2 separate regions of the Homo sapiens genome follow, and region 2 is linked to region 1. The links are chromatin loops, found by intact Hi-C in ENCODE. Cell type or tissue: GM12878. All regions are shown on one strand. Each heading gives the region's core, and the rest is flanking DNA. Links, peaks and the distances in the headings are about the cores only.

The links. A loop is a pair of places that touch in the nucleus more often than their neighbours do. Peaks named below come from ENCODE experiments on the same cell type or tissue, not always from the same donor. Only the 100,000 strongest peaks of a DNase experiment are listed, where the experiment ranks them.
Region 2: a loop joins it to region 1, with 5 times the contacts of the local background. A loop is called at or near these places in 18 of 110 quality-filtered maps.

The regions. Positions count from the first base shown.
Region 1 is chr9:91,146,142-91,158,012 of GRCh38, reverse strand. All of the region lies in intron 1 of LINC02937 (long intergenic non-protein coding RNA 2937), which reads left to right. The region is part of intron 2 of LINC00484 (long intergenic non-protein coding RNA 484); the gene reads right to left. Among named protein-coding and RNA genes, the nearest start is that of LINC02937, 11 kb to the left of the region's middle. RefSeq lists enhancers at 10,158-10,277, 10,685-11,252. In GM12878, for the core only: no CTCF peak of the experiment used is centred there; DNase peaks (open chromatin) are centred at 6,842 and 10,072; H3K4me3 peaks cover 481 bases; H3K27ac peaks cover 807 bases.
Region 2 is chr9:91,201,358-91,213,228 of GRCh38, reverse strand. No RefSeq gene overlaps it. Among named protein-coding and RNA genes, the nearest start is that of LINC02937, 44 kb to the right of the region's middle. RefSeq lists an enhancer at 4,753-4,812. In GM12878, for the core only: no CTCF peak of the experiment used is centred there; a DNase peak (open chromatin) is centred at 4,968; H3K4me3 peaks cover 1,003 bases; H3K27ac peaks cover 1,781 bases.

The DNA.
Region 1 (11,871 bases), core at 2,284-10,283:
GACTATGGCCACTGGAAATGTGGTTAGTGCCACATGATGAAAGCATACTCTTTTGGGTATATTCGATTAAATAAAGTATCTTATTAATATTAATTTCACTTTTTTTTTAACTTAAAGTCTCTACCAGGAAATTTTAAACTTCATATGTGACTCCCATTATATTTCTTTATTTTTTGAGACAGGGTCTTGCTCTGTCACCCAGGCTGGAGTGCAGTGGTGCAATCTTAGCTCACTGCAGCCTTGACCTCCTGGGCTCCAGTGATCCTCCCACCTCACCCTCCCAAGTAGCTGGGACTTCAGGCGTGTGGTACCACACTCAGCTAATTTTTTTTTTTTTGCGATGGAGTCTCGCTCAGCTGCCCAGGCTGGAGTGCAGTGGTGTGATCTTGGCTCACTGCAACCACCGTCTCCCAGGTTCAAGCGATTCTCCTGCCTCAGCCTCCCATGTAGTTGGGATTACAGGCACCTATCATCATGCCTGGCAAATTTTTTTATTTTAGTAGAGACGTGGTTTCACCATGTTGGCCAGTCTGGTCTTGAACTCCTGATTTCAGGTGATCTGCCCTGATCGGTCAATTTTTTTAACTTTTATTTTTTTAATAGAGACAGGGTCTCACTATATTGCTTCAAGTGGTCTTGAACTCCTGGGCTCAAGTGATCCTCCTGCCTCAGCTTCCCAAAGTGTTGGGAGTACAGGAATGAGCCACCTTGCCTGGCCCCATCATATTTCTGTTGGACAGTGCTGCACTCAAATCCATGTTCTCAGAATCTGTATTTTAACTAGATCCCTGAGTGATCTCTGTGCTATTAAAGTTTGAGAAGCACTGCTCTCCGGTAACTACAGCCTGTGGGCCAAATCCGGCCCAACGCTTGTTTTTGTGAAGTGAATATTACTGGAACGCAGTCACACCCTTTGTTCACACACCATCTGTGGCTCTTTGTGCTTCAGGGGTGGAGCCGAATAGTGGTGAGCTCACAGCAGAGCCTGAGAGGCCATCTAGCCCTTATAGATAGTTTCCTCAACCCTTGGCCTAGGCCTTGTTCCTGCCAGCATCTTATGGTGTGGTCACCAACCCTGATGTGCCTGTTCATGTCCTTGTCAGGAAAGTCCCTAGGCACAAGTGCCTGTGGTAGAAAATGCTTTTGGAGGCCTGCTTCTTTCCTGGAAGTCACAGAGGAGGCCGAGGATCCATGGGATGGAAAAGATTAAAAGATGATTTAAGATCAAAAGTCCCTAGTGATATTGGAAAGGCCCTTCGAGGCCACCTGACATTATCTTGCTTGTTGATGGGTGAAGCAAGACCCCAATAGGGGGTGGGTGGTGAGTCCTTTAGGTGCCGGGTGAAGGAGCCGGTGGAAACCTGGGTGAAGCCGGATGGGTGCCACCTCCAGTTGTTTTTGCAACAGGGTGTTTTCCCAGATTGTAGGTGTTGGTGGGATGGGAAGGCCCAGAAGTGAGTTGTGCAAACAATGCAGAATTTTGTCCCCTCAAATTAACACTTGGTTTTAGTTGCAATATTTAATTTACTGTGCAGTTTTCAAATAATATTAAAAGAAGGCATGGGATTTGTACATTAATCAGTGGGAAGCATAGAGTTAAAAAGACAAGACAAGACTAAGAAATGCTGCTCTATTTTTCTGCTACTCAAAGCGTGGTCCACAGACCAGAGGCATGAACATTGCCAGGAGATTGCTAGCAATGCAGAATTTCAGCCGGCCCCACTGAGTGAGAGTCTGTATCTTAACAAGGTCCCCAAGTGACTCGCAAGCACAGGAGCGTCGGAAACCCATCATTTCAGTTACTTTTAGGCTTTGGTGTGTCTTGAAATCGCTTGGGAGGTTTCAGAATTCTGAAGCCCAGGTCCCACTTCAGAGCTCTGCCTGGGGAGAGGCCAGGTGTGGAGCCATCTGAGGGTCTCCAGATGGTTTGAACGTGCAGTGGAGGGTGAGAGCCTCAGTCAACACTGGCCTTGTTTTTGCTCTGAGTTTCACAGCCCTGAGCCCCAGTGTGCCATGTTCCAGGTAGAGTCATCTAGGAATTTGCTCCTGAGTCAGGCTGCTGAAGCCCACTGTTTGTTCCCTCTCCCTGGAAGGGTGGAGATCCAGCCCTCTCTGGATTCTCTGAACCTCTGGTGAAACTTTTGGAAGGTGTGACAAGGATTCTGACTCCAACTTCCATGGCCAGGCACTTGCATGGCAGTGAAAGAGCAACAGGATTTGGTGCTTCCCCCACTGGGTGATGCAGGAATGTTCTGGATATCAAACAGGGAGTTAGCTTACTGAGACATGATTTTCAAATCCATGAGCAGTATGCTTTCTTTAAGAAACACTTGTATAAATTGCATTACTGTGAGGAATGGTTCTCAGCACTTTACAGATATTAGCTCATAAATAACATGACAGTCCTGTGAGGTGGCTTTACAGCTCCACCCACCGAGAAGTGGAGTCAGTGTTGGTCCCCTTGATTCTGGGCCTGACTTAGTGGCCTGTCCACCAAAGTTACGGTGGAGTGATGCTACGTAACTTTCAAGGCCAGGTCATGAAGAGGTGACAGCTTCCTGCTGGCTCTCTGGAATACTCCTGGGCCACCGTGGAAGCAGTCTGACTGCCCTGATCGAGCATGGCCACCATGCTGCAAGGAAGCCCAACCAGCCCACAAGTGGAGAAGTGCTGAGGTACTGAGGTGCTAAGTGACTGTGATGGGCAGAGCCCCTGAGATTGGCAGGCCACTTGTTCCTGCATCAGATCTGGTTCGTCCTGACCAATGGGCCTTGTTTGTCATGGGAGGGGGCCACAGAAATTGGGGCCCCAGTGTAGCTGGTGTTATTCAAAGTCTGACTGGCTGAGGCCCCCTGAAGTCAGGGTAGACCCTGGGCTCTGTGCTCTCCCAGCTGCCATTCATGCTACACTTTTTCACCCATCCTTGGCCTCAGGTAGGGTCAGAGGCCTTCAGGGTGTCCACCTTCCCTTCTCCCCAAACACCTGCTGAGCATCCCACTCAGCCACACCACAGAGCTGCAGTAGGCTTAGGGGACTTTTCTGCCTGGGTTCCTTGTGGTCAGCCAAACACCAACTCTGACTCCTCATAGTGGGAAGGGTGGGATGGAAGCCAGGGGATGTCTGTTGGCAGGCACACAGCTCTGCAGGCATCTGCCAAACAGACCTTATCTGACAGCCACTATTGGGCAAAATGGTTCTCTAGACCTCAAAATATGCCCAAGAGGGGATGCCGGGAGTCACCAGCACCCAAGAGAGCACCCCGGGGACAGGGCTTCAGTTGTCGGTGAACTCCTGTCCCTTCTGCCACTGAGTCCTCCTCAACTAGGGCAACCATAGCCCCCGGAGACAGGGTGTAAGCATCTTAGCAGTGCGTTGCAGTGGAGCAGTGATGTAAATATATAAGGGAATATCTTAGAGACAATAGCATTAGAACAAGGCCGAGCCTTCAGTTTGAGACAAGGACTGGATGCACAATGGGCCCTTTAACAACATAGGTTTGAACTGTGTGGGCCACTTATATGCAGATTTTCTTCCACCTCTGCCATTCCTGGGACAGTGAGACCAATCCCTCTTCTTCCTCCTCCTCGACCTACTCCACTTGAAGACAGGGATGAAGACCTCTATGATGATCCGCCCCCACTTGGTGAATAGTAAATATATTTTCTCTTTAATGATTTTCTTAATTATATTTTCTTCTTTCTAGCTTACTTTACTTTAAGAATACAGTATATGACATATATAACATATGAAATATGTGTTAATTGGCTATTTATGTTATCAGTAAGGCCTCTGGTCAACAGCAAGCTATTACTGTAAAGTTTTGGGGGGAGTCGAAATGTATACGAGGATTTTTGACTGCATGAGAGTTGGTGCTCCTAACCCCTGCATTGTTCAAGGGTCAACTGTACTTCGAGGTACTACAATTTTAGTGATTAATTTGTCTTTCTTGTTGGTGCTTTATTGTGTGGGTTGATTTGTTTTCATGAATATGTATTGGTAAATAAAATAAAAGAGTTTTAAAAAAGGAAAGCCTAGGCTGGGTGCACTGGCGCACGCCTGTAATCCCAGCACTTTGGGAGGCCCAGGCGGGTGGATCATGAGGTCAGGAGTTCAAGACCAGCCTGCCAAGATGATGAAACCCCATCTTTACTAAAAATACAAAAATTAGCTGTGTGTGGTGGTGGGCACTACTCAGGAGGCTGAGGCAGAGAATTGCTTGAACCCGGGAGGCAGCGGTTGCAGTGAGCCGAGATCGCACCACTGCACTCCAGTCTGGGTGACAGAGCAAGACTTCGTCTCAACAAAAGCCTGTGTTAACTGCACCCATTAGCTGTGTGCTCTTCAGCAAATAACTTACAAGGGGCCCTCCACCTTTCCCTACTCATTCCCTCTGAAACTGCATTTGCAAAATTTATGACAGTGAGAGAAATCTGACTTAGTTGATTGCATCTTGCTTCTGACCTCCAAGCTGTCCTTGGTCAAGGCAGCATGGGCCAAGGTAACTTTAGGAGGAATATAGTTTATAGTTTAACTTAAAAGCAAGGGTAAAAGTAAATCCCTCCATAAAACTAACCCCCTCCTTGCTCAGGGACCAAAAACCGCCTTTGTAAGACTAATGAAGGATGACAAGATTAGAATTGTGGGAGAGGCCTGAACTCTGCCTAAATGATGGCATAATTTCTATAATCCCTTACTGCTCAGGGGTCATGTGGCCAGAGGTCACAAGATTTGTGACGTTCCCCAATTGCTCCTGTGGATACATCACTATTGTAGAACCTAAGATTGGTTTTATCTGATTTTTTTCAGACTGACTTCACCTGGACCCCTGACTCATAACTCAGCTGGTCCTGTGGTTCCACCCAGAGGTGGACTCAGTGCACAAGGATTGTTTTCCACCCCTTTATGATTTCCTCCCCAGCTAATCAGCAGCACCCATTCCCTAGTCCCCCAGCCCACCGAATACTTGAGTAATAACTTCATTTCTCCTGCATGGGCCAGCCTTACGTCAGTTAAACTCTTTCTCTGTTGCAATGCCCTGGTCTCAGTGGATGGATTTCGTGCAGTGGGCAGGAAGAACCCATCAAGTGGTTACACTTTTACCTCAGTTCCCTCCAGGACTCAGGAACTCCTCTCTGGGCCATTGTAAAGATGAGAAATAATACACATACAGCCTGGAGCTCAGTGTTATTTGGGCAAGGTTGTGGGTAAATGTTTGTAGGTAAAAGATGGGAATCAGATCTACCCAGACAGCTCTTCATGCATGCACGTTGGGGAGACAGAAAACTCACCATCCAGGGAAGGCTTTCACCCATGTGATGACTTATTTTATGAGTCAATTTGAGTGGACCGTAGGTGCTCAGATTAAACATTATTTGGGTGTGTCTGTGACAGTTTTCTGATGGGATTAGCATTTGAACCAGAAGACTTAGTGAAGCGGATGCCCTTCTCAATGTAGGTGGGCCTCATCCAACCCCTTGAGGGTCTGCACAAAACAAAAGACAGAGAACAGAGGAATTTGCTCTCTTCCCCCCTTTCCTCCATGCTTGAGCTGGGACATCTCATTTCTTCTTCTTCTGCCCTGGGATTGGGATTTACATCATCTGTTCCCCTGGTTCTCAGGCTGTTGGAACAGGAGTGAATTGTAACACTGGCTTTCTTGGGTCTCCAGTTTGCAGATGGCAGATCTCAGGGCTTGTCAGCCTCCATAACTGTGTGAGCCAATTCCTCAGATAAATTTCTTCCTGTGTACATACCCTGTTGGCTCTGTCTCTGGAGAAGCCTGTCTAATTCACATGTGGTGGGCAGGGATGGTTAGCTGGCTGAGCTCCTCCCTTTCCTCACTCCATGTTGTCCTGTGCTCTCCCTGGGCCATTGGGGTGACAGAGGGGAGGAAGGGAGGGAGGAGACGCAGTGGAGAGGATGGAGGAGGTTTGCTGGGGAGTGCAAGGGGCAGTAAAGGGCAGCAAAGGGCAGCAAAAGGCAGCTGAGCTGTGTGGGAGGCAGGGAGTGGGAAAGCAAGATGGCGGCGGGAGGTTGAGGGATGTGGTGGGAGCTCAGTCCCCTTGTGTGGTTGGAGACTTGCAGAGCTGGCTTGATTATCCTCAAGTCCCCTTTGGTCCCTGGGCAGCAACACCCACGAAAAAGTGCTGATTTCCCCAGACCATGGTGCAGCTACCACCCACTGAACCAGGGTTGAAGCTTTTATACTCAAGGGAGAGTGGAAACTTCTAGAATAGGGAACAGCTTGGTGAGCAGGTAAATATGGGCAGGCAACATTTCCGAGAGTGGGTGTGCAGATGGTGGGCAGTGGGGGGGAGGCACACTATTTTTTTTTCCCCAAAAGAACTAACTCATTCCTTAACTCATTCCTTAGAGAAAACTTCATGAAAACAGAAACAACGATGCTCCCAGAATCACAATCATATGTTGGATTTACTCACTTGAAGCTTCTCTCCAGATGTGGTTAAGGAAATATGACAAATAGACCTTGTTCTGATTTTTACTTTCTCTAAAGAACTAATATAGCTGATGGATTTATGATGAGAAAGCCATTAACACCATGAGCTGGATTCATAGTGCTCCTTGTCTCTCAAAAAATTGAGATACTTTGAAATAATAGGTATGTTTCTTTAAGAACACATTCTAGAAATTCAGGGCAAGAAGACCCTGCATCTGAAAGAACACACAAGTGGACATTCTGTGTTCAGAGAGACGAGAAGTTCCTGCCCTGGGGGACTATTTGGGTACTCAGTGTTCATAATGATAAGATTCATTTAAAAGGCAAAAACCCACAAACTAAAATGCGGTCAAACTGTTGCAGAGAGTAGGGGTGACGTACAAGGTGAAGGAAACAGAAGTTTTGTGGTTTAATAGCTGGTTTCATGATGAGTTATGGTATTTCTTCAGAAAAACTCTGCAAGCAGTTACGTGGTGCTATTAGACAGCTTTGGGAACTAATTCAGTCATGGTTTTGTAACTCATCTTCAATGGTGCTTGTTTTTTTGTTTGTTTGTTTTTGGTTCGTCTTCACAGTCACAGCCCAATATTTTTGTTTGGAGGTGGGGAGGGAGTGGGTTCCAATTATCTGCTGCTGTGTAATAAACCATCCAAAATGCAGCAGCATAGAGCTACCATTTTATTATTCCAGTTCTTCAGATTGCCTGGGGTCAGCAGGATGGTTCTTCTGCTGACCTCCTTTGGGGTCTCTCCTATTGGCAATGACTGGTAATAGGGCTGAATCACCTGGCCCTGGGACTAGGAAATGGAACATGGACAGCTGAGCCTCTCTCTTTCTCCTTGTGGCCTCAGGACTTCTCCATGTAGTCTCTCCAGCAGGTCGATGGTCTTTTAAAATCAGGGGTCAGCAAACTTTTCAGTACAAGACCAAATATTTTAGACTCTTTGACCATATAGTCTATGTCACAAGTACTCAACTCTACCATTGTAATGCAAAGGTAGCCATAAATGCCCATAAACAGATGGACATTGCTCTGCTGCAATAAAGCTTTATTTACAAAAATAGACAGTGGGCTGGATTTGGCCCATGGGCCATAGTTTGCCAACCCCTGTCTTACATGGTGGTTCAGGACTCCCAAGAGCACAAGAACAAACATTGCCAAGCTCTACAAGTTAGGCCCAGAACAGGCACAGAGTCACCTGATACACTGTTGACTAAAGTGGGTCTCAGGCTTAGTCCAGACACAATGTTGGAAAGCAGGGAAGAAAGAATGTTTCTTCCGCCCTTTTAGGTTTAGTGACTGTGGCCTGCAAATTAAACTAACAAAGGACAGATTAACAGGAGAAAAAGTATACAAATTGTATTTGATGTTAATATCTTAATTTTTGGGCTGGGCATGGTGGCTCATGCCTGTAATCCCAGCACTTTGGGAGACTGAGGCAGGCAGATCACTTGAGGCCAGTAGTTTGAGATCAACCTGGCCAACATGGCGAAACCCCGTCTCTACTAAAAATACAAAATTAGCTGGGCATGGTGGTGCACACCTGTAATCCTAGCTACTCAGCAGGCTGAGGCAGGAGAATCGCTTGAAGCCCTGAGGTAGGAGAATCGCTTGAAGCCAGGAGGCGAAGGTTGCAGTGAGCTGAGATCGCACCCACTGCACTCCAAGCCTGGGCAAAAGAGCGAGAGTCAGCCAGGCATGGTGGCTCATGCCTGTAATCCCAGCAGTTTGGGAGGCCAAGGTGGGCAGATGACCTGAGGTCAGGAGTTCGAGACTAGCCTGACCAACATGGAGAAACCTCGTCTGTACTTAAAAAAATAATAATAATAATACAAAATTAGCCAGGCGTGGTGGCACATGCCTGTAATCCCAACTCCTTGGGAGGCTGAGGCAGGTGAATCGCTTGAACCCAGGAGGCGGAGGTTGCACTGAGCCAAGATTGCACCACTGCACTCCAGCCTGGGCAATAGAGGGAGATTCCATCTCAAAGAGTGAGAGTCTGTCTCAAAAACATTTTTTAAAAAATTTTTACATGTAAACAAGTATCTTACAGAAAGTGAAAACCCAAAGAAAGAGTTATGACTGAGAACTCATATACCATTTTAACAAAGACTGTAAACTTGTGGCAAAATGACAAGGCAAAGACAAAGGATTTGAAATTCTAGTGGTGATAAACCGTGGAATGTCAAATATGTGGGGGAAAACTAATGGAAGATAAGGTTTATTTAGTAAGTTTGTTTATGCAGATTGAAGCCAGTATCATGTCAAGGGATAAGCATTGTCTCCTTTTCCTGGCAGAGGGGGACCCCTTCACAAAGGGAAATTTATGCCCTCCTTTACACAGGTGGGAAATAATAGAGAGATTTTCCTGCTTCTGCTATTTCTCATTTGCCTTCAGCTCAAAATAATCCTTATGCCAAAGTGGTATATTCTGGGGTGGCATGCTCTGACTCCCTTCAGGGATGACTGCAGAAGGGCAGTTACAAGGATTTGGGGTTCTTGGGGCCATCTTTGGAGACACATGGCACAGGGGAGTGAGAGATGTAAGGTCACTCTTTGGTGTTTGATTTTAAGGAAACATTAGTGTATGCAAACTTTGTGTTTAAACCAAAGAGCAGAATTTATCATTTGAAATGAAAATTTTATAGCTACTAAAGTAAAAATAGGTGAGTTTAGTTATTTTCTGTTGAGTGCTACTCCACCAAGGTTAACAAAAGGACTGAAGTGCAAGGATTTCGTGGTGGGAACGCTTGTCTCCTTTGCCTGCTTCCCCTCATTCATTATTTTTGTATCCGGATACAGGAAACAGAAATGCTACATGACAATTACTCTCAGATGCAACGGTCTTTCGGACATCATGTTTTGCTGGGGTCAGATGGGGACCTTATTTTCTGTGTGTTCTGGTTCTCCTCTCTGGTAAAGGGGTGTCCCTAGGGGCAGCTTTTAAAGGGCTGAGTGGCTTCAGGCACAGGCAGGGGCCCTCCTGCTGGGGTGATCCCCTGGTGAGACAGAGCCCCTTTACTCTGGTCTGCACTGTTTTACAAACCTTGACTTCCCAAACTCAGGTTCTCCCACCTTAGTTCCAGCCACGAACCTGTTTCTATAATACAATGGATCATGTTACTGCCTTTTGGGAAAACCCCCGACTGCTCCTCCTGATCCTCCTGACTGACTGCAGTGGAAGCATCATCTATATTCCAGCTGAACCATCTTCCTGCCCACCCAGCACACACTGCGCAAGACCCTACTCTATAATCCCCTGGACTCTTCAGTCTTCCCAAAGGAGTCCCGAACCTTCCTATCTTCTCATGTTTACTCAAAGCCTGAAATGCTTCCCCCATTTGAAGATGATTCTCCAAATCTCAACCTAAGTGCCCCTTTCTCCAGGAAGCCCTCCTTAGTTTCTTTTTAGTTGGATCAGTTGTTCCTTCCTGAATGAACCCGAGAAGGAGAGAGAGAGAGGGAGAGAGAGAAAGCAGATTTTTACTATTTTACTGAAACATATCCTAGAAGCCCCATGAATACTTTCACATGTAAACTTAGAACACATTTACCTTTGCAGAGTGCAGAGAGTGCAAGAAAGTTTAACTGAAAACTGTGATAGTTTCTGCTTCTTGATGATTCATCTCTTGCATGATGAGCAATTCTGTACCTGGAAGAAGAGTTGCTGAAATATGTTCCCCAATTGCTTGTTCTCATTTCCACATAATGTGTGTGTGTGTGTGTGTGTGTGTGTGTGTGTGTGTGTGAATGCATTAACAAGTTAGCCAGTATATAAGTTTACATGCTGCTCTTCAATTTCTCCAAAACTTTCTTACGGATCATTTAAAAGCTCAATGATGTCCCTTCAATAGCTCAGCTGGTAGAGCAGAGGACTGTAGCTAATTCCTCATAAAATCTCAATGAGATTAAAAACAAGCAAGCAAGCAAGCAAGCAAGCAAACAAACAAACAAACAAACAAACAGCCCAGAAAGGCAGATGCAAAGAAGCAGCTAAGCCTTCCCTGTGGCTATATGAATGGATGCTCAGGAGGGGCCTTTGCCTGGGGTTAGGGAGTACACAGGCTTCTTTTGTTAGTTTTTGTTTTTTCTGTAGTGAGGTTGGCAAAGCTGCCTCCTCTCCCAGCCTTGAGCTGGTGCCTGGGCCTAGGTGGGTGCTACCGAGGTGTAAAAGAAGTCGGGGCTCTTGTGGACAGAGGGACCACCCACCCCAGGATTTGAAGTTAGGACAGGCTCTCCAGGTGAATTTGGGGGGCCTCATGGCAGCAAAGTGCTATGAGCTCAGGCACACTTGAGGGGCACTGGTGCAGGTGAAACAGAACAACCTGAGGATCTCAGCAGGAGGGACAACACGGAGCTGTCCCTGCACTTAGGGGCACAGCCTGCATGCAGGTCACTGTTCCTACACGGCTGCTGCCCCTGTGGGCATGTCACAGTAAGCCGATCACTGTGACTTATGGATTTTGCAAAAGAGTAGGAGTTTATTCACGAGGCAGTCAAGAGAGGAGGCGGGAGGACAGGTCTCAAATTTGCCTCTCTAAAAATAGGACGTGAGGGTACTTATGGGCTAGAAACCCAAGTGGTCTTGAGGTGAAGGGGGAGGTAATGGGAGTTCATGCAAGCCTGGTGGGGCTGCACGGTTCTTCACCGGACACATGCAGAAAAGGGTGGCACTAACCTGATCTAAGGGTGGAGATTTTAGCCCTCTGACGTCAAAAGGTCACTCTTTGGACACCCACACAGGTTCAGCTGAAGGGCTGGTGGACTCAATGAGCTTGAACTGGACAAGTACTGCCCATAGTTCCTGAAAAACAACTCTAAGTGCTGGTTACTATAGTGACCTATAGTCAGAGCCAGTGTAAGGAAGTCAGTGGGAGTTTAGTGAGTACTGCTCAGCTACGTGGCGTTTAGCTATGCGGATTTTTAGATCAACTAGAAGTATGAGATGAAAAGTAAGCAACTTAATCAAGTGAGCCCTCAGCTTCAGGCACATCCTCTTTCTGCCTCTCATCTCTGCATCTTCCCTTCTTTTGCCCAATTGGGCCCAGCCAGAGAACTCTGCCCCATCTGCTGTTTCACACTGTGAGGGCAGTGCACCAGGGTGCGAGGCCCTTGGTATGCGCAGGCTGAGCTGGTGGTTTGAGCACAGGCCGGGGCATTTTCCACAGTGTGGATTGGGACCCCTTAATGGTCATGGACTTAATTTAATAAGATGTGACTGACATTTTAAAAAATGAAATAAAAATAAATTTTAATGAAAGAGTGCATAATGCTAAGGTTTTTTTGTTTGTTTGTTTTGTTTTTTGTTTTTGTTTTTTTTGAGATGGAGTCTCACTCTGTCCCTGAGGCTGGAGTGCAGTGGCGCTATCTCAGCTCACTGCAACCTCCTCCTGGTTCAAGCGATTCTCCTGCC
Region 2 (11,871 bases), core at 1,406-9,405, 56 kb before region 1:
TTAAGTAATTTGAGATAGCTCTACTTTACATTCATTTTACCAAACCACCCTGCCTTCCTAGTTTGTGTCAGGTCTGAGTCTGGTCATGCCAGAGACAACGTCCCCGGGAGTGCCCCTGCAGCAAGCTTCACTGTGGTACAGCCCAGCTGTGTCCCTAAGGTGTCCTCCTTTCACATTTCCATGTATCAGATAAACACCCATTTTACTGTGGATTTACATCCTCATTGTGGCGACTTCATTGCTATTTGAAGGCATGTAGGCTTCATTTTTTTAATTCTGAAACTTACATTTTTTAACTTAGGAATTTGAACTCAACCTCAATTCTAAAATTCTTATAAGAGGCAAATGTGGACTGGCTGGCTGCTGATGTCTGTCCTGACAAAGGTAGGCGGTGTCTTCACTCATGTTTGGACACTAAGGTGAGCGCTATTTTCTTTATGACCTTTGGTGCTGAGGCTCTGCGGATTTATGATGATTGCTCAGCTGATCATCATACTATAAAGAGGGCTTACTAAAATTCACATTTGGCACTCTCTGTGGTGGTCGTATCGGGTGGCATGCATACTAAACTTGCTGGGCTATTCGTTTTGTGCGTGATAATTTGCACCTAAAATGCTGGTGGTGGTTTTCATAGCCTTTTAAAGGTTGCAGGGCCAGTTTGTCCTATCCATGACATGCTAAATACCACTTTCTCTTGAACTGAGCAGGAAATAATTATGTCGTTAGGGAAAAATATTAAGAGTGTGCTGTGTGAGTCGTTTCTCTTGGATTCATACTCTAGTCTACTGTCACTGATCGAGCACCATTTAATTTCCTAACAAGTTCTGATGAAGTCACTGGAATGTATCTGAAAGTAAAGTCCTGTAGTGACTTAAGGTATTGCAGACTTCATGTATTATGGCAGAGAAAAGTGCCTGTCCAATTCTCTGAATAAATGTTTGCCTTTCTCTTGATTTTCCTTTCAGTATCGGTCTTGCTGCTAAGCAGTCCTGATCCTCCCCCAAGTCAAGCTCACAGGGCTCTGGATAGGGCCGTGCTACCTAGGGAGGGTCCCCTGCATGGGCTGCTCCTCTTTTCTCCAGCACACCGCCTGTTGGTGCACAGAGTTGGAAATGCAGTAGACGTATCCATGTGTTCAGACTAGGTTAGAGAAGGCTCTCAAGGAGGATGAGTGATCAAGCACAGATAGAATTCAGAAGATGAAAGCAAAATAAAGAAAAAATTTTCCGTTATCTCAGAGCATGAGGCCTACTGGTTTTGAAGTAATTTAGTGCTGGTTAATTTCTAACTTGTCTATGAAAGGAAAGGAAAAGAGGTCTCCAAGTTTCTGAAGTTCTGAGGCAAGAGAAAAGTTCTAGTAATGGCCAAAATAAGAGTCAGATTTTCTGAGACTGATTTCTGTAATGTAAAGGATCATTTCACGTTTGCTTTGTTCTTAATAATGATGGATCTGGTTTTCCTGTTAATCATTTTTTTTGTTGTTTTTCTAGCAATCAAAAATTGGCTTGTCACAAAGTGTTACTTTTCTGATAGCACTTTTCTAAGTGTGAATAGGCCAAAGTAGTGGAGTGTCGATTCATGGATCAGCACTTAGAAAAAGTGTGTACCTGCACATGGGTGTGTTGCTGGCCCGCCATCGGCCCTTTTCCTCACTTGACCTGAACTTCTACCTCTGGTGATATGCCCTACATTTGCTCTTATTCGGGCTCCAAGGATCCTGGCACACACATTCAGAAATAGTTAATCATGCCATTATTTGTCTACCGATCTAGTAAAATATTAACTAATACTTACATCAGTACGTATTGAACTTTATCAGAATAGCAATAGAAGTTATTTTCTCATAGTATATTAATAACTATACATGTTTCACAAAAAATAAAACATTTTAAAGTTAGTTGCTAATATTCTGGTAACACAACATAAGAGGTACTTTTCTGCATAAATGAAGCAGGATACAGATTGTGATTTGGGGTATTTTGGGAGGTGGAAGGTGGCTGAATCCTCTGTTCAATTGTATTTGTGTCTCAGGCTCCAAAAATATCACTGTTTCAAATGCTTGCCTTTGGATTTTCACAGTCTTCTTTGGGACCTCCAGAAATTCAGCTACCCCTTAGAGGGTTAGCACCTAATAAGCAACCCAAAATAATTCTCAGGGCAGCATGAGAGATCTGGGGACCTGGTGGGGAAAATAAAGGATGTCAAGGACAGACCAAGACATGCACCCATGTGGCTCAGGAGCAGCCCAGGAGACGCGCCTGTGTGGCAAGACATGAGATGGCCCCTTTTCCGGGAGCTGGCAGTTCCCTCAGGGGCCCCAAAGTGAGCTCCTAGGAACCAACATGTAAGGTCCTTTTTAAAGGCCTAATATAGAAACAGTACTGTGTGGTGTTTTGATTTAAGGAAACATTTTGACAAGATCACTGAAAATACCCTCTAAATAAGATGAGTGAATAAGAGCTGGGTATTATGGTAATACTGAGTAACATTTATGAAGCCATTCATACCTACCAGATGCTTTACAGACACTACATCCCCGAAAGGATAGGCACTTTGGTTATTCTGTGGCACAGAGGAAGAGAAAACCATAGAGGGATCACTTACCCACAGCCCCACGGCATGTACATGCTGGAGTCAGGAATTACACCCAGGGCTACTGGCCCTTTTGTCACTGTTGAGCTTGAAAACAGCCAAACAGCATAACAGAAGGCTGCTGATACGTGTGTTTTCGTCAACCAAGAGGGAGTAGTGTCCTTTGCTCTGATTTGGTCAACAATTTTCTCATTACTTGGAAAGATACCAAAAGTGTGCTTATCAGCAGATCTGATGACACAGGCAAGTAATGTAACAATTAGAGCTAATGCCCACTCAGCGCCTCCTCTATCAGACACTGTGCGTTTTCACACCTAATACCAAAATCTTATGAAATGGGTTTGCTGATTTATAGTTTAAGAAACTGAGGCAGCAGGATTCATGCTGGGCATTCTGTGTTCTGGGTTCCAATGTTTAACGGCTATACCATCAAGGGCACGGAGCCAGTCTTGGTAGATGTGAATGATGCTTGGATCTGTCAAGATGCTAGTAGTGATTGGTGTATGTCCTCACAACTCAGTTCCCCCTAAAACCAGCAACTGGAGTATAAGTGTGAAGACTCATGGTTTGATAGCAATGCTTGTCAAAAAGGGGGCAAGATGGCCTGTAATCCCAGCACTTTGGGAGGCCGAGGTGGGCAGATCACGAGGTCAGGAGATCGAGACCATCCTGGCTAACATGGTGAAACCCCGCCTCTACTAAAAATACAAAAATTAGCCGGGCATGGTGGCGGGCCCCTGTAGTCCCAGCTACTCGGGAGGCTGAGGCAGGAGAATGGCGTGAACCCAGGAGGTGGAGCTTGCAGTGAGCCGAGATCGCGCCACCGCATTCCAGCCTGGGCGACAGAGCAAGACTCCATCTCTAAAATAAAATAAAAAACAAAAAGGGGGCAAGATGTGCTCCCTGTGGGTCAAGAGTGTCCCAGACAGCTTTTGGGAAGGGTGACAGGTGTGTTGCTCTATTTGGCCCTGGTCAGACTCATCTGGATTGTTGTATTCAGTACTCAGCATTGCAATTTCAGGTGGTCATAGATTCACTCTGTAGTTTTCTGTAAAGCACACAGGAGCTCTTTGGCCAAGTTTCAGCTCCACCGAAGTCAGCGATGAGACCGTGGACAAAGTGCCTCATGTCCCTGAGCCCATTTCTTCATTTGTAGAAGAATCCAGTAGTTCAGGATGGTTTTGAAGACCCAGTCACATTGGATGTGATCTGTATAAAAGTGCTTTATGTGGTGGTCGTGTTTTATTTGTTTCATATTTCAGAAGACGGGAAGGTGGGTCTCGCAACCATGGCTGGTTTGGAGGCATGTACAAGAACCTGGGCTCTTCACTCAGGAAAAGAGAAGTCTAGGGAAACATGGTAGCTGCCTCCAGTAGAACTGCAATATGAAACAGGTCTTCAGAGGCTTCCAGGGCGAGGGGAAACCATGCAGGGCTCCTCCCCACCTCCCCACTTCTGCTTGTTGCTCTGCGCTTGTCCAGAGACAAGAGATGTTGACTAAAGTCTATGCAGGGAAGTTACTTACACCCTCCTAGGTCCAAAAGCTGCCCACTGCCTCTGGAGTGTTAGAGCAGAAAGTGGGCAGGCATGGGCAGGGCCATTGCTGCGGGAAGTTAAGAGGCACCAGAGGACAGTTCTTCCAACTTAGACGGTTTTTGTGAAGTGAAAGCAGACTGCAGGCCTCCAGCACTGGCGCAGACTCTGACTGGTGCAGGCCTCTAACACTGGCATGGATTTAGCAGATGAGAAAGATGGGTCTCCTTACAAATACTGGTCACTAGTGAGTTGGGCCTTGAGAGACAGAGAAAACAGGTATCTGCCTAAGGTGTGTCTGGTTAACTATATTGGCCCTTGAGGTAATCTACAATTTAAGGAGTTTTAGTTCCTCTAACATTTTAAGAAATCATTCTCATGTTTGAGTGCCATGTTTATAGTACCAATTTTGGGGGCCAGGGTGGGAAGATTGCCCTGAGCAAAGCTGTCCATTTTCCCATCATCTAGTTGGTTTTCATGGAGCGGCCCACCTGCTCCCCACCTCAGGAGATACTGGAGGACTCTAGCCCTGCGGTGGCTGTGGTCAGGCCAAGGGCAGGCCAGGCTTCCTTCCTAGGCTTCAGTTCATTCCCCCATCTTGCTGCCAAGGTACCTTTAGATGTTTTGGTCCCCTAAAGCATTTAAACAGACTGTCGTGTAAAATGCTGTCTGAACAAAGTCTCCCATGAACCCACGGCACAGTGTGTACCTGAACCTCCCAAGAGAAATAGTAAAATCACCACATCATCAAGTTGCAGCTCAGGGACTACGTAGCTTTAGTGGTGATGTTTGCAGGAAAAGGTTTCAGAGAAATTTGAAAATTGGCAGGTGCACTTTCTTGACCTTTCCAAAAATAGTCTGAGTCACTTTCACTTTCAGCCTTCAAACTGTGTTGAATGAAACCTTTGTGCAGTTTACAGAAAGTGAAGAACTGTTTGGCAAGAGAGAGAAGTTCGAGCTCCTAATAGCCTCGGCTGCATTGAGTAACATTTCTTTTGAGTTGTCTATTAACACTTTCCTGAAACATGCTTTTTATGACGCCTAGAACTTGTGTAAGAGTGACTGTAATTTGAGTTATTTAAAAATGTAAGTACAAGAAATGTGTCACACGCCATAAGAGCTAGGAAATGACAGCTCACATTCATCTTGGTGGAAGGAAACTCTAATTATTGGAAGATGTGATTGGAGTATTTGTTCTTAATACCTACGGTGGCTCTGTTATATGCTTGCCTAACACCAGTATTGGCTTGCAAATAACACTGAAAAGCTCCTTTCTTTTCCTCTGGTCTTTGTGGGAAGGCATGGTATGAGTCGAGATTGCTAAACCACTCTTCTGAGAGGACTCAGAGAGAGTGTTTATCCTAGACTATCCATGGCCCTGGTACTTCTGAGTTCAGTTGTGGTGTGATCTCATTAGTCCAGGCTCAGAATGGCTCGGTAACCTCAAAACTCCAAGCCCTCGGTGCTTGCTTTGCTTCCCTAGACTTGCAGCTTATGTACGCCCACATGTGCTTCATGCGTATTAAAAATGCTTGCATGTGTAGATAGGAAGATATATGTTGACTGTCCTGAAAAACTTGACATACCTAACATTTAAAATTGTTTTGAGTTTCCCCCGGGGATAAACTAGTCTTCAAATGTAAACGTGATGAGCAGCGTAGGGGCTATGGTACCAGAGAAAAGAGCCGAATCTCGGCCCTGGTCCAGCCCTACCTCTCGTGCTCTGTCACCTGCAGCAGAGGTGGAGTGGGGGCCATGTCTGTGAGCGGGACCTCATCTTGTCTATTCCTCAGACCCACCCAAGGGCAGGGATTCCCAAAACTGCTGGTACCTGTAAGAGGTATTGTATTCTTGGACTCCATTCCATAACCTCTCATCAGGATTCTGGGTTTGGAACTCTAGAATCAATGTTGAGGAAAAATAGAACTTGGCGATTTTATTTTTCTAGATATAATTCACATACCATAAAAGCCACTCTTTAAATTGTACAATTCAGTGGTTTTTTAGTATATTCAGAGTTGTACAGCCATGACCACTAGCTAATTCAGAATATTTTCATTGCCTCCCAACAAGCCTAGTACTCATGAGTAGTCACTCCCTTGCCCATTCCCTCCACCCCCAAGCCCCTGGCAACCACTAATCTACTTTCTGTCTCTATGGATTTGCCTATTTGAGACATTCATATGAATGGAATTATATAATATGTAGACTTTTGTATCTGTTTTTTTTTCATTTAGCATAAAAATTTTCAAGATTTGTCCACAGTGTAGTGTGTCTCAGTACTTCTTTCCTTTTTATCACTGAAAATACTTCATTGTATGTATATGTCATATTTTGTTATCTACTCATCAATTGATGAATACTTGTATTGTTTCCACTTTGGCTGTTACAAATAATGCTGTTATGAACATGTGTGTACAAGTATTTGTGTGGGTACATGTTATTTCTCTTGGGCATACCTACAGATGGAATTACTGGATCATATGACAACTTTATGTTTAACTTTTTGAAAAACTACAAAACCAACAAGCTGTACCATTTTGTAATCCCACCAGCAATGAATAGGGTTCTAATTTTTCCACATCTTCATCAATATTTGTTATTGATCTTTTTGATTATAGCCAATCTAGTGAGTGTGAACTGGTATCTTATTGTAATTGTGATTTTGATTTGCAATTCCCTAATGATGTTGAACAGATGTTCATATAATTGTTGGCCATTTATATAGTCTTTAGAGATATATCTGTTTTGCCCATTTCTAACTGAGCAAAACAGACAAAAATTGAGTTGTGAATGTTCTTTATGTATACTGTATACAAGCCCCTTAACAGATATATGATTTGCAAATCTTTTCTGTTCTGTAGGTTGTTTCTCCATGTTCTTGTTGGTATGCTTGGAAGCATAAAAGTTTTTATTCTGGTGGAGTCCAGTTTATTGTTTCCTTTATTGCTTGTACTTTTGGTGTCGTATCTAAGAAACCACTGCCTGATCCAAGGTGATAAAAAGTTTTCATCAAAGAGTTTTATAGTTTTAACTTTTATATTTATGTTTTTGATAAATTTTTTATATATGGTGTGAGGTAAGCATCCAGCTTCACTCTTTTGCACATTGATATCCAGCTATTCCAGCACCATTTGTTGAAAAGACTGTTTTCCCCCATTTATTGTCTTGGTACCCTTGTCAAAAAAAAAAAGTTAACTATAAATGTAAGAGTTTATTTCCAAACTCTCAATTTTACCCCATTGATCTTCTGTCTGTCCTATGCCAGTACCACACTATCTTGATTACTAGAGCTTTGTAGTAAGTTTTGAAGTTAGAAAGTGAGAGTCTGTCAACTTTTTCAAGAGTATTTTGGCTATTCTGGTTCCCTTGTGTTTTCATATGAATTATAGGATTAGCTTGTTGATTTCTACCCCGAAAAACGCATCTAGGATTTTGAAAGGCATTATGTTAAATCTGTAGATCAGTTTGGGGACAGATGTACCCTCAACAATATTGTCTTATCTATGAACATAAAATGTTTTTTTCTATTTAGTTCATTGATTTCTTTCATCTGTTTTGTAGTTGCCTCTGTATGTCTTGTATGTCTTCAACTTCTTTTGTTAGATTTATTCCTGAATATTTTATTCTTTTTTTTTTTTTTTTTTTTTTTGAGATGGAGTCTCACTCTGTCACCCAGGCTGGAGTACAGTGATGTGATCTCTGTTTACTGCAACATCTGCCTCCTGGGTTCAAGCAATTCTCCTTCCTCAGCCTCCCAAGCAGCTGGGACTACAGGCACTTGCCACCACACCCAGCTAATTTTTGTATTTTTAGTAGAAACGGGGTTTCACCATGTTGGCCAGACTGGTCTCAAACTCCTGATCTCAAGTGATCCTCCCGCCTCAGCCTCCCAAAGTGCTGGGATTACAGGCATGAGCCACCATGCCCAGCTAGAGTATTTTATTCTTTTTGATGCTACTGTAAATGGGATTGTTTTTTCTTTTTTTTTTTATACTTTAAGTTTTAGGGTACATGTGCACAACGTGCAGGTTTGTTACATATGTATACATGTGCCATGTTGGTGTGCTGCACCCATTAACTCGTCATTTAACATTAGGTATATCTCCTAATGCTATCCCTCCCCCCTCCCCCCACCCTGCAACAGGCCCCAGTGTGTGATGTTCCCCTTCCTGTGTCCCTGTGTTCTCATTGTTCAATTCCCACCTATGAGTGAGAACATGCGGTGTTTGGTTTTTTGTCCTTGCGATAGTTTGCTGAGAATGATGGTTTCCAGCTTCATCCATGTCCCTATGGGATTGTTTTCTTGATTTTATTTTTGGATTGTTCATTGCTAGTTCATAGAATTACAACAGATTTTTATATCTTGATGTCTGGCAGAAGCACAGTTATTTACTCTGAACTGATTTTTTAGTTCTAATCTTCTTTTAGTGGTTTCCTTAGGAGTTTCTATAGGATCCTGTCATTTGCAAAGAGATAGTTTTACTTGTTCCTTTCCAATCTGGACGCCTTTATATTTTTTTCTTGTGTTATTTCCCTGGCTAAAACCTCCAGTGTAATGTTGAATAGAAATGGCAAGAGCAGACATCTTGTCTTATCCCTGACCTTATTCCTGACTATTACTTATAATGTGAACAGTGGATTTTTTTTTTATGGAGGCCCTTCATCAGGTTGAGAAAATTCCTTTCTATTTGTACTTTCTTGAGTGTTTGTTTTTTTTTTTAAATCAAGAATGGGTGTTATGGGTGTTGGATTTTGTAAAAATGCCTTTTCTGCATCTATTGAAAGGAGCATGTTGTGGTGGATTTGTCTTCTATTGATAATTGTTACCACACTGATTAACTTTCAGATATTGCACCAACTTGCATTTCTTGGATAAATCTCTTGGTCATGGTGTATACTCTTTTTTTTATGTTGCTGGATGTGGCTTGCTGGCATTTGGTTCAGAATTTTGGGGTCTGTCTTCATAAAAATATTAGTCTGCAGTTCCCTTGTGATGTCTTTCACTGGTTTGGGTCTCTGGGTAATACTGATTTCATAGAATGATTTAGGAAGCATTTCCTTCTCTATTTTTAGAAGCGTTTGTGTAGGATTGGTGCTAATTCTAATGTAAACAGTTGATAGAGGCCGGGTACAATGGCTCACGCCTGTAATCCTAGTACTTTGGGAGGCCGAGGTGGGCGGATCACGAGGTCAGGAGATCAAGCTCATCCTGGCCAACATGGTGAAACCCCGCCTCTACTAAAAATACAAAACTTAGCTGGGCATGGTGGCAGGCACCTGTAGTCCCAGCTACTTGGGAGGCTGAGTCAGGAGAATCGCTTGAACCAGGGAGGCAGAGGTTGCAATGAGCTGAGATTGCACCACTGCACTCCAGCCTGGTGACAGAGTAAGACTCCGTCTCAAAAAAACAAAAAAATATATATTGGTAGAATTCACCAGCAAAATCATGTGGATCATATCTTTTCTTTGTTGGAAGTGCTTTGATTGCTAACTCAGTCTCTTTATTTGTTACAGCTTTCTACTTATTTTTTATTTCTTTTTGAAGAACTTTCACTAGTTTGTACCTTTTTAAGAATTTTTCTATTTGATCTAGGTTATCTAATTTGTTCACATATACTTGTTTGTAGTATTCCGTTATAATTCTTTTTTATTTCTATAAAGTCAATAATAATCCCCCCCACTCCCACTCCCAACTTTTCATTCCTGGTTTTAATATTTCTATCTTTGTTTCTTGGTCAGTCTAGCTAGGTTTATCAGTTTTACTGATCTTTTCAAAAAACCAACTTTTCATGTCATTGATTTTTCTTGATGGTTTTTCTTATTCCATAATTCATTTATTTCCATTCTAAACTTTATTATATCCTTCCTTCTGCTTGCTTTAGGTTTAGTTTGCTTTTATTTTTCTAATTTCTTAACATAGGACATTAAGTTATTGATTTGAGATCTTTATTCCTTTTAATATAGACATTTGCAGCTATGCATTTCCCTCTAAGCACTGCTTTAGCAGCATCCTGTAAGTTTTGGTATGTTGTTTGTAGAAAAGAGTTAACATAGCAGACCTGAATGGCTATCACTGGGAAGGATTGATTGCAGGGCTGGTCCTTGGCTGGCTTTTGGGAGCTTATCAGCATTCCCAGACCTTATAAGAGTTATATCTAAACTGTACAAACCATATGGTTTATACTAAACACATGCTTTCTTTTTAGGAAGATGGAATTTGGGTATTTGCCAGGTGGAATATGCCTACATGGCTAGCCCCCAGCAAAAACTCTGGGCTTTCAGTCTCTAATGAGATGTTGGCAACATTTCACAACATTTCATGTGTTGTTACATTAATAATTTGTTGCTGGGGAATTAAATACATCCTAGGGACTCCACTAGGAGAGGACCCGTGGAAGCTTGCAACTGGTCTCCCCCATCTCTACCCTGCATTTTTTCCCTTTGCTGTTTTTACTTTGTATCCTTTTGCTATAATAAATAATAGCTATGAGTATGACTGAGTCCTTTAAGTCTAACTAGTGATTTACTGAACTTCTGACACGTGGTTTTGTTTTCATTCATCTCAAAGTATTTTTAAATTTCTCTTGTGATATTTTTTCTTTGACTCCCCTTTTTTTAGGATTGTGTTCTTTAATCCACATACTGGTGAATTTCCAAATTTCCTTTTTTTACTGATTTCAAATTTCATTCCATTATAGTTGGCAAACATACTTTGTATAAACTTCAGTCTTTTTCATTTTATTGAGACTTGTTTTATGGCATACCATATGGTCTATCCTGGAGAAGGTTCCATGTGCACTTGGGAAGAATGCATATTCTGCTATTGTTGGAGTGTTCAATAGATGTCTGTTAGGTCTTCTTGGTTTTGTTGTTTCATTCTTTTATTCCTTGTTGATCTTTTGTCTAGTTGTTCTATCCATTTTTTAAAGTGAGATACTGAAGTAGGCATATTATTGTTGACTTGTTTATTATTCAACCATAATAGTTTATTATTATTCCTGTAATTCTATTAGTATTTACTTCATGTATTTTGGGGCTTTGCTGTTAGATGCATATATGATTATAATTATGTCTTCTTGATGGATTAACCCTTTTATCATGATAAAATATGCTTTTTCTCTAGTAACCATTTTATCCATTTTAACCATTTTATCCTTAAGTCTATTTTGTCTAATATTAGTATAGACACTTCAGCTCTCTTTTGGTCACTTTTTGCATAGTATATTTTACCCCGTTTTTACTTTCAGCCTATTTGAGTCTTGGAATCTAAAGTGATCTCCTGTAGACAGCATAATGTCAAGTCATGTTTTTAAATGTAAAGGCTCATTCTGCCTTTTAATTATAGTGTTTAACCATTTACATTTAATATAATTATTGATGAGGTAGGGTTTATATCTGGCATTTTGCTATTTGTTTTCTACATGCCATGCCTTTTTGTTTCTTTCTCCATTACTACCTTCTTTGTGCTTAATGGATATTTTCCTGTGTACTCAACTACCATTTTAATTCCTTTGTCATTTCTTTTGCTATATGTTTTTGACTTGTTAATAGCTTTTCTGGAAATTACAATTACCATCTTGACTTACACAATCTTATGGAGTAATACCAACTTAATTTCAACAGTATACAAATTCTTTGCTCCTATGTAGCATTGTATCTTCCCCCATCCTCTGTGCTTTTATTGTCATACACATTAAATCTTTATGCACTGTAAGTTCATCAGAACAGTTTATAATTATTGCT